Linked DNA regions of Homo sapiens: region 1 is linked to region 2. The links are chromatin loops, found by intact Hi-C in ENCODE. Cell type or tissue: heart left ventricle. All regions are shown on one strand. Each heading gives the region's core, and the rest is flanking DNA. Links, peaks and the distances in the headings are about the cores only.

What was found. Peaks named below come from ENCODE experiments on the same cell type or tissue, not always from the same donor. Only the 100,000 strongest peaks of a DNase experiment are listed, where the experiment ranks them.
Region 1: a loop joins it to region 2, with 2.4 times the contacts of the local background. A loop is called at or near these places in 3 of 110 quality-filtered maps.

The regions. Positions count from the first base shown.
Region 1 is chr15:84,861,214-84,868,818 of GRCh38, reverse strand. It overlaps ALPK3 (alpha kinase 3), which reads right to left. Exons shown (of 14, transcript NM_020778.5): 10 at 5,904-6,184; 11 at 5,179-5,267; 12 at 4,154-4,377; 13 at 1,454-1,502; 14 at 1-708. The coding sequence ends at 363. Among named protein-coding and RNA genes, the nearest start is that of SLC28A1, 20 kb to the left of the region's middle. RefSeq lists enhancers at 4,630-5,129, 5,130-5,631, 6,200-6,701. In heart left ventricle, for the core only: a CTCF peak has its summit at 4,536; no DNase peak of the experiment used is centred there; H3K4me3 peaks cover 615 bases; H3K27ac peaks cover 1,218 bases.
Region 2 is chr15:85,041,965-85,046,964 of GRCh38, reverse strand. The region is part of intron 1 of PDE8A (phosphodiesterase 8A); the gene reads right to left. Among named protein-coding and RNA genes, the nearest start is that of PDE8A, 63 kb to the right of the region's middle. RefSeq lists an enhancer at 2,429-2,508. In heart left ventricle, for the core only: a CTCF peak has its summit at 2,495 (motif pointing right); no DNase peak of the experiment used is centred there; H3K27ac peaks cover 1,599 bases.

The DNA.
Region 1 (7,605 bases), core at 1,530-6,529, 180 kb after region 2:
CTGGGCTGGGGCAAGGGCTTGGGGTGCAGAACTCATGCAGAGGACTCAGGGGAGCCTCCAGCAGTGGCAAAGTGTAAACTTCAAGGAGGGCCTAGGTTGCCAGGCACTTGGAGGTGGGGACTGCTTGAGGCCCGGGAGCCCTGGGTGACAGTGGCACCAGAAGAGGCCAGTGGGCTATGTGCCATGCACCAAAGCCATCTGATGACGAGCTGATTCACGAGAGCCTGCTCAGAGAGGTCCCCAAGTGGTGTCTCCTTCGTGCACCTTCTCCAGTTAGTTCCATATTTGGAAAGTCTCCATCCAGTTCAAGCTGCTTCCTGGTTGGTCTGCTGCTGGGTGGAGGCCCCCAGCCTCTGCGGAGGCTACCGCATGCCCTGGGCCTTGGAGCCCTCCTCTTGGGTGGGAGGCTGTCCCAACAACTGAGTGGTGACTGGCTCTGAGGCCTGAGGGGTGGCCTTGGAACTTGGAGCACTCTTCCGGGTGCCCTGAGGACTAGGGAGGCCTTTCTTCTGGGGCTGAGGACTCAGCTGGGAGCCTTTCCTGCCAGCAGATGGACTCTTAGAGCCTTTGGCTTTGGCTTGGGGGTGGGCCGCCTCCGGGCCCTTGAGAGGTGTCAGCCCCAGCAGCTCACAGTAGGCATTGCACTGGTGGGAGGAGGCGAACCGGTCCAGCAGGGCAGGGAAGCAGCTTTCCTTGAGGCCCTGGTATCTGCAGCCAGACAGGAAGAGCTGAGTGGGGGTCCCAACCAGAGACACAGTTCCTTGGGGGGCGGACTCTGGGGTGGCCATCATCAGGATGTCGTGCTCAGGGTACATCCTACCTTATCTGAGGGTGATGGGGACTCTCCCTTGGTGCTACCTCAGGTGGCAGCAGCCAAAACCTCAGTTTTTCTTTTTAAAAAAATAGAGACAGAGTCTCTCTACTTGGCCCAGGCTGGTCTCAAACTCCTGGGCTCAAGAAATCCTCCCTCCCCAGCCTCCCAAAGTGCTAGGGTTAGAGGCGTGAGCCACCATGCCTGGCCCAAGGCCTCAGTTTTAAAACTGTGGTCTCATTACACCCTGACACATGGAATCCATCACGCAGGACTTTAAATGGCATAAGAATGGCTTAGCTTCTGAACATAAATTGGAGCAGACTCGAGGTCCGCACTCTCATCACAGGACCCTTACTCATCGGCACCTTGGCAACCATCCTCAAGCGAGAGGGGAGGAGTATGTGAGAGCTCTGGATTGCAGGGGACCCCATGTGTGGCATCAGTAATAGCTGCCACACCAGGCCAGAGATAAGGGGTGGGGACCAGTAGCCCCTAGGATGTTACCACATGGCCATGGGTGTGTCTGGGACCACTTGGCCCCAGGCCCAGCACCTCAGGGATGGAGAACCAGAAGGGCTTAGGACATTTTACACCCTGAGAAGACGCCCAGAGGGCATTCTGTCCCCAAGAACCACTCACCCTCGGAGTTTGGTAGCAATCTGCACATCAGTCATCTTCCAGTCAACCCCTGAAAAGAGAGAAAGTTGGGAGTTGATGCCAGTCTGGGCTGGCTCTAAGCCCCCACATCTCCAGCAGGAAGATATACTGGGTGGCTTAGAACCATGTCTCTTCCTGCTGGAGACATGGGGGCTTAGAACCAGCCCAGGCTGGCATCAACTTCCTGGGTGTCAGTGCAGGTGTGTCTTCAAGCATCTTCTCATGGGTCATCACCACCAGCCTGTCTCACAGCATGCAGGTCTCTGGATTATTACTAGGAATAATATTCATATTTTTACAAGTGAGGAGGATAGGCTCAGAGTTAAATGGCTTGAGCAAAGTCATACTCACTCATTCAATAATTGAGCTCTGGCCATGTGCAATGGCCATTTGACTTAAAATAAGGGTTCCGTTTTTTTGGATTCCTAGAGCCAAAACTCTTCCAGCTATGCAATCCTGCCTCTACTGGATCAGACCAGGTCACAACCTGGACCAGCCTCTAGCTTTGAGCTAAAACCTTCATCCTCTGAACAGATCAGTAGTCTGTCCAGACAAAAGAGAGGGATGGGAATGAGAGGATAAATCAGGGGTAGACCAGCAGAAATGCAACACTACAGAAGACTGGCTTCTGCACTACTTACAAAGGCAGCAAGCAAGCAAGAAGCCAAGATGGTCTTCCAGGTTAAGCCTTGGAAGGGCAGAGCCAGGCAAAATGATGATAGAGAAAAAACGTTTTCACTGTGCTCAGGCCACCCAGGTATCTTAGTATTCACACATTAGGTTTAGGATGCTCTTTCCCCCATTTTCAATCTGTCCAGAGCATTTTGCTAGGAACCTGCCTTTCACTAACAGGGCTGAGTACCATCATATGATAGACAATAACAAATGTGGCCTCTGGAGTCAGACAGACCTGGATTTACATTTCAGCTCTACCACTTCTGAGCTGTGGGTACTCGACAAGTCACTTCATATCTCTAATCTTCAAGTGTAAAGGTGAGGATAGTAATGACCATCTTACAGAGTATTGAGAAAATCATAATATGTGTAGGACTCTAACTTAGTGTCTGAAACATAGGACTAATGTGATAAATATTGATTTATTTGTCATTTCTCTTTTGGCATTCATAGCATTCCATTTTGTGTAAAAATGATGATCTCTCTCATTTGCACAGAATTTTAGTTTGCAGCAGGTTTTCACAAATATGGTCTCACTTAATCCTCATGAAAAATCTGAGTGCTAGGTAGGAAAGACATTATTCCTAGAAAGGGAAAGGAAACTGAAGCTCAGAGAGATTGAATGACCTAACCAGGGTGAGCTTCAGTTTTCTTCTTTGTAAAACAGACTCAGCTAGAAGAGAATGGGGCTTTGACTTAAATCAAATTTATTTTTTTCTTTATTATTTTTTTGAGATGGAGTCTCACTCTGTTGCCCAGGCTGGAGTGCAGTAGTGCAATCTTGGCTCACTGCAACCTCTGCCTCCCGGGTTCAAGCAATTCTCAAGCCCTGCCCTCCCAAATAGCTGGAATTACAGACAGAATTTTTGTATTTTTAGCAGAGATGGGGTTTTGCTGTGTTGGCCAGGCTGGTTTCGAACTCCTGGCCTCAAGTGGTCCACCTGCCTCGGCCTCCCAAAGTGCTGGGATTACAGGCGTGAGCCTCCGCGCCCAGCCGACTTTAAAGCCTTTCTACTATGCCACGTTATCGTCTCACAGTAGAAACTGGTCTACTCATCACAGCTTCTTGAGGACGATGACATTCCTAATTCAACTTTTTATTTTTTCAATATTTAGTAATGGTTGGATGGAAAAAGGATGGAAGCATGAGTTTATAAGTTAACAAATAGGTTGACTGATAATGGCTTAATGTTACCTAGCCCGCCCTCCCCCCAGTATATGGAGCTATATATATAATAATTATCGTACAATTTAACCCCAGTGAAACACACATTTGAGTCCGTTTTATATCTCTGGTCTCTAGTTTTCTCACTTATTTACCACAGAGACAAGATTTAATGATGTGTGATATTCCCAGCAACCTCTCCTTCCCCTGAGCATTTTCTCTGTTCCTCTCCTCTGTCCAGTTCTGCTTAATGACAGTAGGCCTGCAGAGAGCTGGTTGAAGAAGGAAGGAGGGTTCATGCCTGCTGGCCTTCCTTTGTTGGGGAGTTCTGGGTAATGGGGGGCGTAGGAATAAAACTAAAAAGAAGCTAGACTAAGTTGCTTTACATAACGAAAAGCTAACAAAGATGGAGGAGGAGGAGAGACAGTAAAGCTACTGGGCTAAAATGGAAGGGAGAGTTTGGGAAGCTTGGAGAGTGAGAAAGTCTAGAGCAAAGCTGCAGGGAAGGGAAGAAGGGAGGTTTTTGAAAAGGGTGGTTGTGGGTTTTGAATTAGACCCCATGTAATGGTCTTTGAAATAAATTCCTTTTTACTTTTAATTGAGCCTGGACTGTGCTCCTTTAAATGCAGCTGCAGTGATAGACTGGGCTACATGAGGTATGTATTAGGGTTGCGAGCAAAATGTTCCGTGTCCAATCTACTTTACAAGATTATTGTGAAAAGCAAAAAAGAATAAAGACAAAGGTGCTTTGTAAACGATCAGCCAAGCACTATGGCTTTGCCTCCTCTGCATGCTTTCACATCCATGCACATGCGTACCCGTGCACCCTCACACCCTCGTACCTGCCAAGTCTGTGACAAGGAAGCTGCCATTTGTCCACTGATACAGCCAGTGTTGGAAGGTCTGGCATTTCTGCATGGCCTCAGAGCTGCCAGATGCTGTCGGAGCCTCAGCACAGCCCCATTCCCGAGAACAGTAAGACTCCAGGGGCTTGCCCAGGTCTTCCTCCAGGGTAGCATATGGGATATTGTTTGCAGGCCGGTAGATCAGATACAGTGGGATGATCCTAAACATAGTTTCACCCTGCAGTAAGCAGGAAGTATGGCCCAGAGAGCTCCTCCCTCCCACCCAATTCTGTATTCTTGGACCTAAAAGAAGGGCCCTTCCAAGAATGTAATTCTCAGCTCCGAGCCCAAAGGACAGCAAAGGAAAGCAGCTCCACCCTGAGTTTGGGAAAGGAAATGGATATTTTTGGCTTCAGAGTCCTGTCCATTCTCTTGGTCAGTGGGATTAGAACCAAACCCTGCTATGGGCATAGGCAGACTGTGTGGCTTGGGTGAGGGATTGAGGCATGTATGTGTCAAACAGAAGGAGCACCTTTAGAGAGGATTCAACCAGATTGTGGCTCTCTGCCAGTGGGACCCCAGGTATGCAAAGGTCAGAGTTCAAGTCTCAAAATGCAAACAATTGCCATTTATAGCTGACTCCTACAAAAATCCACACTGACCCTGCCTGCATACCACGGAAGTGTCCTGATCAGTCTGCCTAGCTTAACCCACCCCATCACCTTCATGGAGTCCCAGAAATTGCTGTGTCCAAACTCTGCAATCAGCAACATCTGCACTAAAGAATGAGGAACCGGGGTGGGCGGGACTCAAGTCCAGAGCAGAGGCTTTTCTCAAGTGGAGAGTAAATGAGGTCTCTATTTCTACATTTTGTGAGGCCACTGAGCTGAGCATGGGGCTGTGAGCCTATTTGCACATGGGCATAACGCAGGATGCCCCTGGGAGGCTGTGAAATCACTGTCTTTGCAGAAGCCCAAGGCAACAGTGCTGCACACTGCACGTCCTCCTCGCTGCGTACTTACTCAGGCACCTCCCCAAAGCCAGGCGCGGCCCGGGCTTCTGCTGCGAAGATTTTGCAGTACTCCCGACTCATGTTCTGGATCTTGCACCCCTGTGGATGAGGGAACCAAATGTGGTGAGCAAAGAAATTCCTCAGTCCTCCACTGTGTCTACCCCTAAGTGAGTGGGCTACCTATTCTGTTAGGGGACTGAGAGGAGGATTCCAGCCCTGGGGGAGGAAGGGCTTACTCCTCCCTGCTCCCCACTCTGCATCTCATTTTCCTCTTTTGTATAACAAGCGGCTTTGGACTTCTTTTCAAACTGAGGTTTTCGAAGTGATTTCTGAACTATTTTTGGGAGTCCTTATGGTATGTGACAGTGTCCCAGAGACCACTCTGTGTAGAGCCAGGAAGACTGCCCACCCCACCCACAGCACCCCCCTTTTATCTCACATATAAACAAGGCTTCCATGAGAGATTATGTATGGGGCAGGGGGAAGGTTTCTGCTGCAAACATAGAGTTTGAAAACTATGGCCCAAGTCGTTTTGAAGCTCTCAAGCTCTCTGAGGCCAAGCATCTGAATTCTGGGCTGCATCTCAGGCTTTCCACAAGGTCCTCCTAGGAGCCTCATAAGGTTGAGACTGAGATGCCTTCTGCCTCGATACTGGGCATCCTAACAGGACCTGGGCTGGGAAAGGGGAGGGGGTGAGAGAATAAAAGAATGGGGTGTGAAGATGGGACATAGTACCTGGATGGTGACGTCGTAGTTTCTGCCCACAAGAGAAGTCTCACTGCTGGGCCCAAACACAAGCAGGCTGGACACCTTGATGATGCACGTGCGGCCCGACTCGAAGATGGGTTCCAGCCCGTAGATGACCTTGGCCTGGGAGGCCTTCCGAAGGCCACACCCATATCCACCCCCTCGGAGCTCCTCGCTTACCAGTCGCCCAAAGAGCTTGTCCCCCCAGCAGCCAGAGTCAGCCAGACCCTTAGCAAACACCATAGGGGTCATCTCAATCTCTTCTCCAACTGAAGGGGAACAGGAGAAATGTGGGAGACCAGGAGCTCCTGTCTCACCAATGTGGGGCTCACAGGGAAGGAAAAGGCCAGAAGAGCCTCCCACCCTGCCAACCTGCTGGGCTCACTTTCCGTCCACGCCTGCTCTTTGGGCACATTAAGTCCCCACCAGACTATGAGCTCCTTGGGGCAGAAACTCTATTTGATTCAACCCCTGCCATCTAGCGGTACCCATGTGGTATCCATCACATAACCCCTGCCTTCCACAAATGCGTCCTAAGCACTGTCCAAACACAGTGCTCAGGATGTGTTTGTGGAAGGCAGGGGTTTTCTGTGGCAACAATAATCAATACAGAATACCAGAATTACTTTGTTTTGGAATTCGTTGTTTTGATCAGATGAATACATGACTCCATTTCAACCAACACGTTTGACTGAAACAAAAAGTTTGCAGGACCAATCCAGCAGCAATGAGCACCCCTAATGCTCAAATTGTGACCGCTAAATATAATTTCCCATTAAAGGGAAACCAGAGCTTTCTAAAGAAATGGTTGATTCCAGGTCTAGGCAGAAAGTGTACAGCAAGGACCTGAAATATCGTGTGAATCCAGAAAGCAAGAGAGCTAGCAAAAGCTATTAGAGACTTGGCAGAAGGACACAGGGGCCAACCTGAAGGGGCTCCCTTGGGCCAAAAAGGAAACAATCTTGGCAACAAAAATAATTACTGCAACATATTGAACATATCAAATATGTTAAAAATCCATGTATTCATAGTTGCAACAACAAAAAAAAGAATCCAATCTCCTCCCTCAAAAAATAAACCTCACTGGTCACCTATGGAAAACGGTAGGGTAGGGCACCAACTCGTTATTCTAAATTCTAGTAACTAAAGGGAAAAGAGCAAGTATTTATCCTTCATTTCCTGTTGGAACTTAACGTATTGGGATAACCAAATAATCATCCCTTTTTTACAGAAAAAAATCAGCTAATGAATGAAGAAGAAAAGACCAAATTAAACTATCTCCATGTTGCAACTGCTAATGAAATAATAGATTTAGGCAATAATCAGTGACTGCCAAAACCCCTAGATAACAATAGGGTTTGTATCAGATTGTTTTTAACTTTAAAAGGGGATGGATCACACAGATGCACCTGAATGAACCCAGTGACCAACCTTAACATTACTAAAAGTGAAACAATCTGACAGTATGTGCCTCCAGATAGGATGCAAAAGGTATACACAGCACCTGTGAGTTATTCTTGCCCCTCCTCCAAAAAAAAAAATCACACCTGAATCTGACCAAACCTCTAAATCTGATTACCAATTTGGAAGAAGCATTTAACATGTTAAATGGGAACACAATCAACAAAATCCAGAATGTTAGAAATTCTATACCAGTGACTTTAACAAACATATGGCAAAGGAAGAAAAC
Region 2 (5,000 bases), core at 1-5,000:
ATCAGACAATATGATGGTGTTGATTTGCATTTTAATATTGAAAAGTAAAACTTTTTGTAAATATGGTTTACAGATATATGAAACAAATTATTAGAAGTTTTGATTTCGTTTGCCTAACTGATCTAACATCATTTAGATGTGGTATTAGAAGGCAAAGTTATTATGTTACAAATCTTGATTAGGGGTGGGTGAGAAAGAAAATAGATATATAATTCCAACCTCTGTAAAATTTCTACTCCCCTCTACCCTCCCTATCCCTTGCCTGCTTTGTTTTTATTTCTTAGCTCCCAATCACCATTTGGTATACTACATATTTTATTATCTATCTTCTTTTTTGTCTGTTTCTCCCACTGGAATACAGAGTTCTATAACAACAGGGATTTACCTGCTTTATTCATTACTATATTCCCAACACCCAAAACAGTGTCTAGTACATGGTATTCAAAAAATATTTTGGAATTAATGTGCAGTCAACAGCTAATCTTTTTAAACCAATCATTTATCTAGAAATTATACTCATACCAGCTTATTACATAAATATATGTATGTAATACAGGACTTGTAGTTTTCAGAGTAATTTCATAGGTACTTTATTCCATTAAGAAACAGAAAGAATGGCTGGGCGTGGTGCCTCACGCCTGTAATCCCAGCACTTTGGGAGGCCGAGGCGGGCAGATCACCTGAGGTCAGGAGCTCAAGACCAGCCTAGCCAACATAGTAAAACCCTGTCTCTACTAAAAATACAAAAATTAGCCAGGTGTGGTGGGTGCCTGTAATCCCAGCTACTCAGGAGGGATTGAACCTGGGAGGCAGAGATTGCACTGAGCTGAGACAGAGCCACTGTACTCCAGCCTGGGTGACAGGGCGAGACTCTGTCTTAAAAAAAAAAAAAAAAAAAAGAAACAGAAAGAAGAATCTTACGAAGAGCCTAAGTCCTAGGAACTACAAAACAATCATATGATCGATCTCTTTTTTTCCTTCATCCTTTTATTAGAAACAGAAAGTTATCCTGGGGTCAATTTACATTAATTGTATACAAAACCCAGGAACTGCAGTAAAGACATAAATCCAATTTTGGTCTGAACCATACTATCCCTTCAGGCTTTCCATGTACAACCAGTGACCATCTGTTTCTCTCTCTGGACAAAGAGAAATAATGTGATCAAAGGGACACAGCCTGGAAAGAGTCAGGAGATACCAGTTCTTAGGTGTGGAAGAGTCTAAATCCAGACACTTGTGGACCACCTATTACTGTAAGACAAGTGCAGTGCTAGATACTAGGAGTACAAAGAACCTAATCCTGTCCCTTGGGTAGCAGGAGAGGAAAATGCAAATAACAACATGGTCCAGTCAGTTTTAATAGAAAAAAGTATCTAACACGTAAATACTTTGGATCCAATCATATTTAAGTCCAATTTAGTTCTTACCTTATGAGCAAGGTAAGCTCATTAACTCCATTTTATTGATGAAGAAGCTGACACTCAGAGAAGTATGGTCAAATAGTTGGTAAGCAGTAGTTGCAGGAATGGGACCCAGTTCTGTCTGAATTTAATTCCTGTGATCTTTTCATGCTCTATTAGGAAAAGTCTAAAATAACCTGGCCGTAATCTGTATCTAGCTGGAAAAAGATCAAGAAACTGGAAAACAGCATTTATCCTTCTGACAGATCTTTACTGAACATCCACTATGTGCCAAATGGTCTCCTAGGCATTGAGGATTCAATAGACAGCAAGACAGACAATATCTCTGATTAACAACAGGGAAAGATGTGATGGAGAGTAACTGAATCAGAGTCAAGGAAGGCCCCTCTGAGGCAGCAATGCAGGAGGTGAGATCTGAATGACAGGAAGTAGCCAACCATGCAAGAGGTGGAGGAAGGAGTACCAGGCAGAGGAACAGCTAGTGCACAGGACCTACAGTGGAAATAAGGTGGGACACTGGAGGAAACAAAGAGGAAGAAGGTCAAGAGATGAGGTTACAGCTAAGCAGGGGCCATACAAAGAAGGTCATGAGATGAAGTTACAGCTAAGCAGGGGTCATACGATGCAGAGTTTTCTAAGGCAGGACAAGACATTTGAATTTTATTCTAAATTTCATGAAAAGCCGCTTAAAGGTTTTATACAAAGAAGTGACATAATCTGATTCTTCTTTCTAAAAAAGATGTCTTTGGCTGCCAATGGAGAATGAACTACGGGAGGATGAGAGTAGAGGCAAGGCCAATAAGGAAGCTTCTGCAGTAGTCCAAACAAGAGAAGATGGTGGCTTGGCCTGGGGCCGGCCACAGAGATAAACAGATTTAGGATGTGTTTTGGAGAGAGTGATCAGGACTTGCTGATGGACAGGACACTGATTCCATCACTAAGATCCACTGATTCCTAGACCAGAGTTCTGATTATCTGATTTGCAGTTTTCTATCATTGTGGCATGGAAATTTGGGGCTCTGCAAGGCATCTTAGTAGCAACTGATGTGCATCTGCTTGGTCCTTTCCAGATCCACCCACAAGATGGCACCAAGGTCTACTCTTGAGGCAAAGTTCTCAGCTGCTTTCCCTGGTTCTTCTCCCAGACTCTTTATCTGTCCCCCACTGTCATAGTCTCTTTCCTCCCCCTACCTGTTCCTGATTTTCCCATCAGTCGATTTAAACAGTAAATATTTACTGTGAACCTTGTGTATGTTACCCTGACTGATTGCAAATTCTAGTTATATACTGGGGTGAAATCATGCACATCCTTTTTTCCCAAACCCGTAGTGTTGGGCAAAAAATGATATCCAGATTAAATAAGCTATTTCAAGTAGTTACCACAATGCCTGACAATGAGTAAATGCCCAATAAATTCTAAATATCTACAGCAAATATTTTCCAAGAAGCTTTTGCTATGAAATTATAATTCTATAATGCACATACATATTACAAGGCATTTTTTTAAACTGTATTTTTCCAAAGCACTATTTCTTTCAGAACACACTGGCTGGGTGTGGTGCCTCACGCCTGTAATCCCAGCACTTTGGGAGGCCAAGGTGGGTGGATCACAAGGTCAGGAGTTCGAGACCAGCCTGGCCAATATGGTGAAACCCTGTCTCTACTAAAAATACCAAAAATTAGCTTGGCGTGGTGGTGGGCACCTGTAGTCCCAGCTACTCAGGAGGCTGAGGCAGGAGAATCACCTGAACCCGGGAGGCAGAGGTTGCAGTGTGCCAAGATCACACGACTGCACTCCAGCCTGGGCGACAGAGTAAGACCCTGCCTCAAAAAAACAAACAAACAAACAAACAAACAAACAAAAAACCATTAATTTCATGATACCTTGAAATACTGTACAAAGTAGGATCTAGTTCTTAAATATCGTATTAACGTATTAAATACAGGGGACAAATGTAAGTTTTCCCGAAATGTTAAAATTACCTTTGAAAGTAAAACTAGTAAGAATTAACCCATAGAAAAATGAGAATAGTCAACTATAGGAGAGATAACCCAATCCGAGATCTTCTTCAAACATGTCACTGAGATCTGAGGATCCTCAAATCCAATGTGGCAATCTGAGGTATAAAATCATGGAGGCCAGACTAGAATCTACCTCTTCCCTCCACCCTCCCAAAAGACAAAACTGATCACTTGCCTATTCATCTGTCAGAATGAAAAGGGGGGTCTACAGGCTGCCCCAGGGAGCAGGGAGCCAAAGGTTGAGAACTCAGTGCTATTTATTTAACTCCCTTCTAAAGAAAAACTGAATTCAGCAGGCATGGGTGATATGGATACCAAATCAATTGATTAACAAATTAGCAGCATGCCTCTCTCTCAGATGAATCTATTTCAGGAATATTTACATTTGTCAATCATGTTTCTGTAACACACTGTATATTCAGACAGAGAGCCTTGTCTGGAGGTTCTACAGCTGTTTGCCTGCATACCTGATCACTACTAGCATCCTGACTGCAAAGGCCAGCCTAGGTTTTATTGGGTTGGCTAATGAGCTTTAATGAGATTTAAGGAGATTACAATGAGAATGACAATCCACACAATCGAATTATCTAGAATCACCCACAGTTCCCATAACCCGTATTCTGGAGGTTAGACAGATATGGGGTTTGAACTGTGACCCTTTCTGAAAAACTGTGAGTTTCTTCACTTTGCTAAGCTTCACTTGGAAAATAGTGATTGTGAAGATTAAATGAGTAACAGATATGAAGCACTCTGTGCAGTACCCGCCACACAGTTAAGTGCTCCATAATGTATAGCCATTACTACTGGAAGTGGATGCACAACCATTCATAAAGCCCCTACTTTGGTTCTAGAACAAAGAAGGCATCCTTGACCAGGTAGGGAAGCTAAACATGCTATCTCTGTCATAGCTTTGGGTAGAAAGTGAGTTTTGAGACTGAAAGCTATCTGAAAAAAATCTGCAACAAAGAGTAAATTGTTAACCCCAGCCTCCTTCTTGTATTAAACCATCGGACCTTCTGAATGCTGTCCTCAACCTGAGGCTGTACTGTTAAAACCATCTCTTGGCTGGGCATGGTGGCTCATGCTTGTAATCTCAACACTTTGAGAGGCTGAGGCAGGAGCATCACTTGAGCCCAGGAGTTCAAGACCAGCCATAGCGAGATGCTGTCTCTACAAAAAATTAGCTGGGCACGGTGGTACATACCTGTAGTCTAAGACCAGAGAGGCTGAAGTGAGAGGATCAATTGAGCCAAGGAGTTTGAGGCTGCAGTGAGCTATTATTGCACCACTGCACTCCAGCCTGGGTGACAGAACAAGACCCTGTCCCCTCAAAACAAAAAACAAAAAAACAAAAAACAAACCTCTGAGTCTTCTTTTAAGAGGGCTATACAAGTATCTCAGCAACTAGCAACTGGCCTATACTATTTTTTATTAAAAAAAAAAAATTGGTTTCTTTAAAGTTTCTTTTTGGAATTTTACTACTAATTATGTCTAATTCTAAATTTCAAATAATCATCTCAGAAAAATCAAGGAAGTCATTTGCTTACGTTCAAAAGA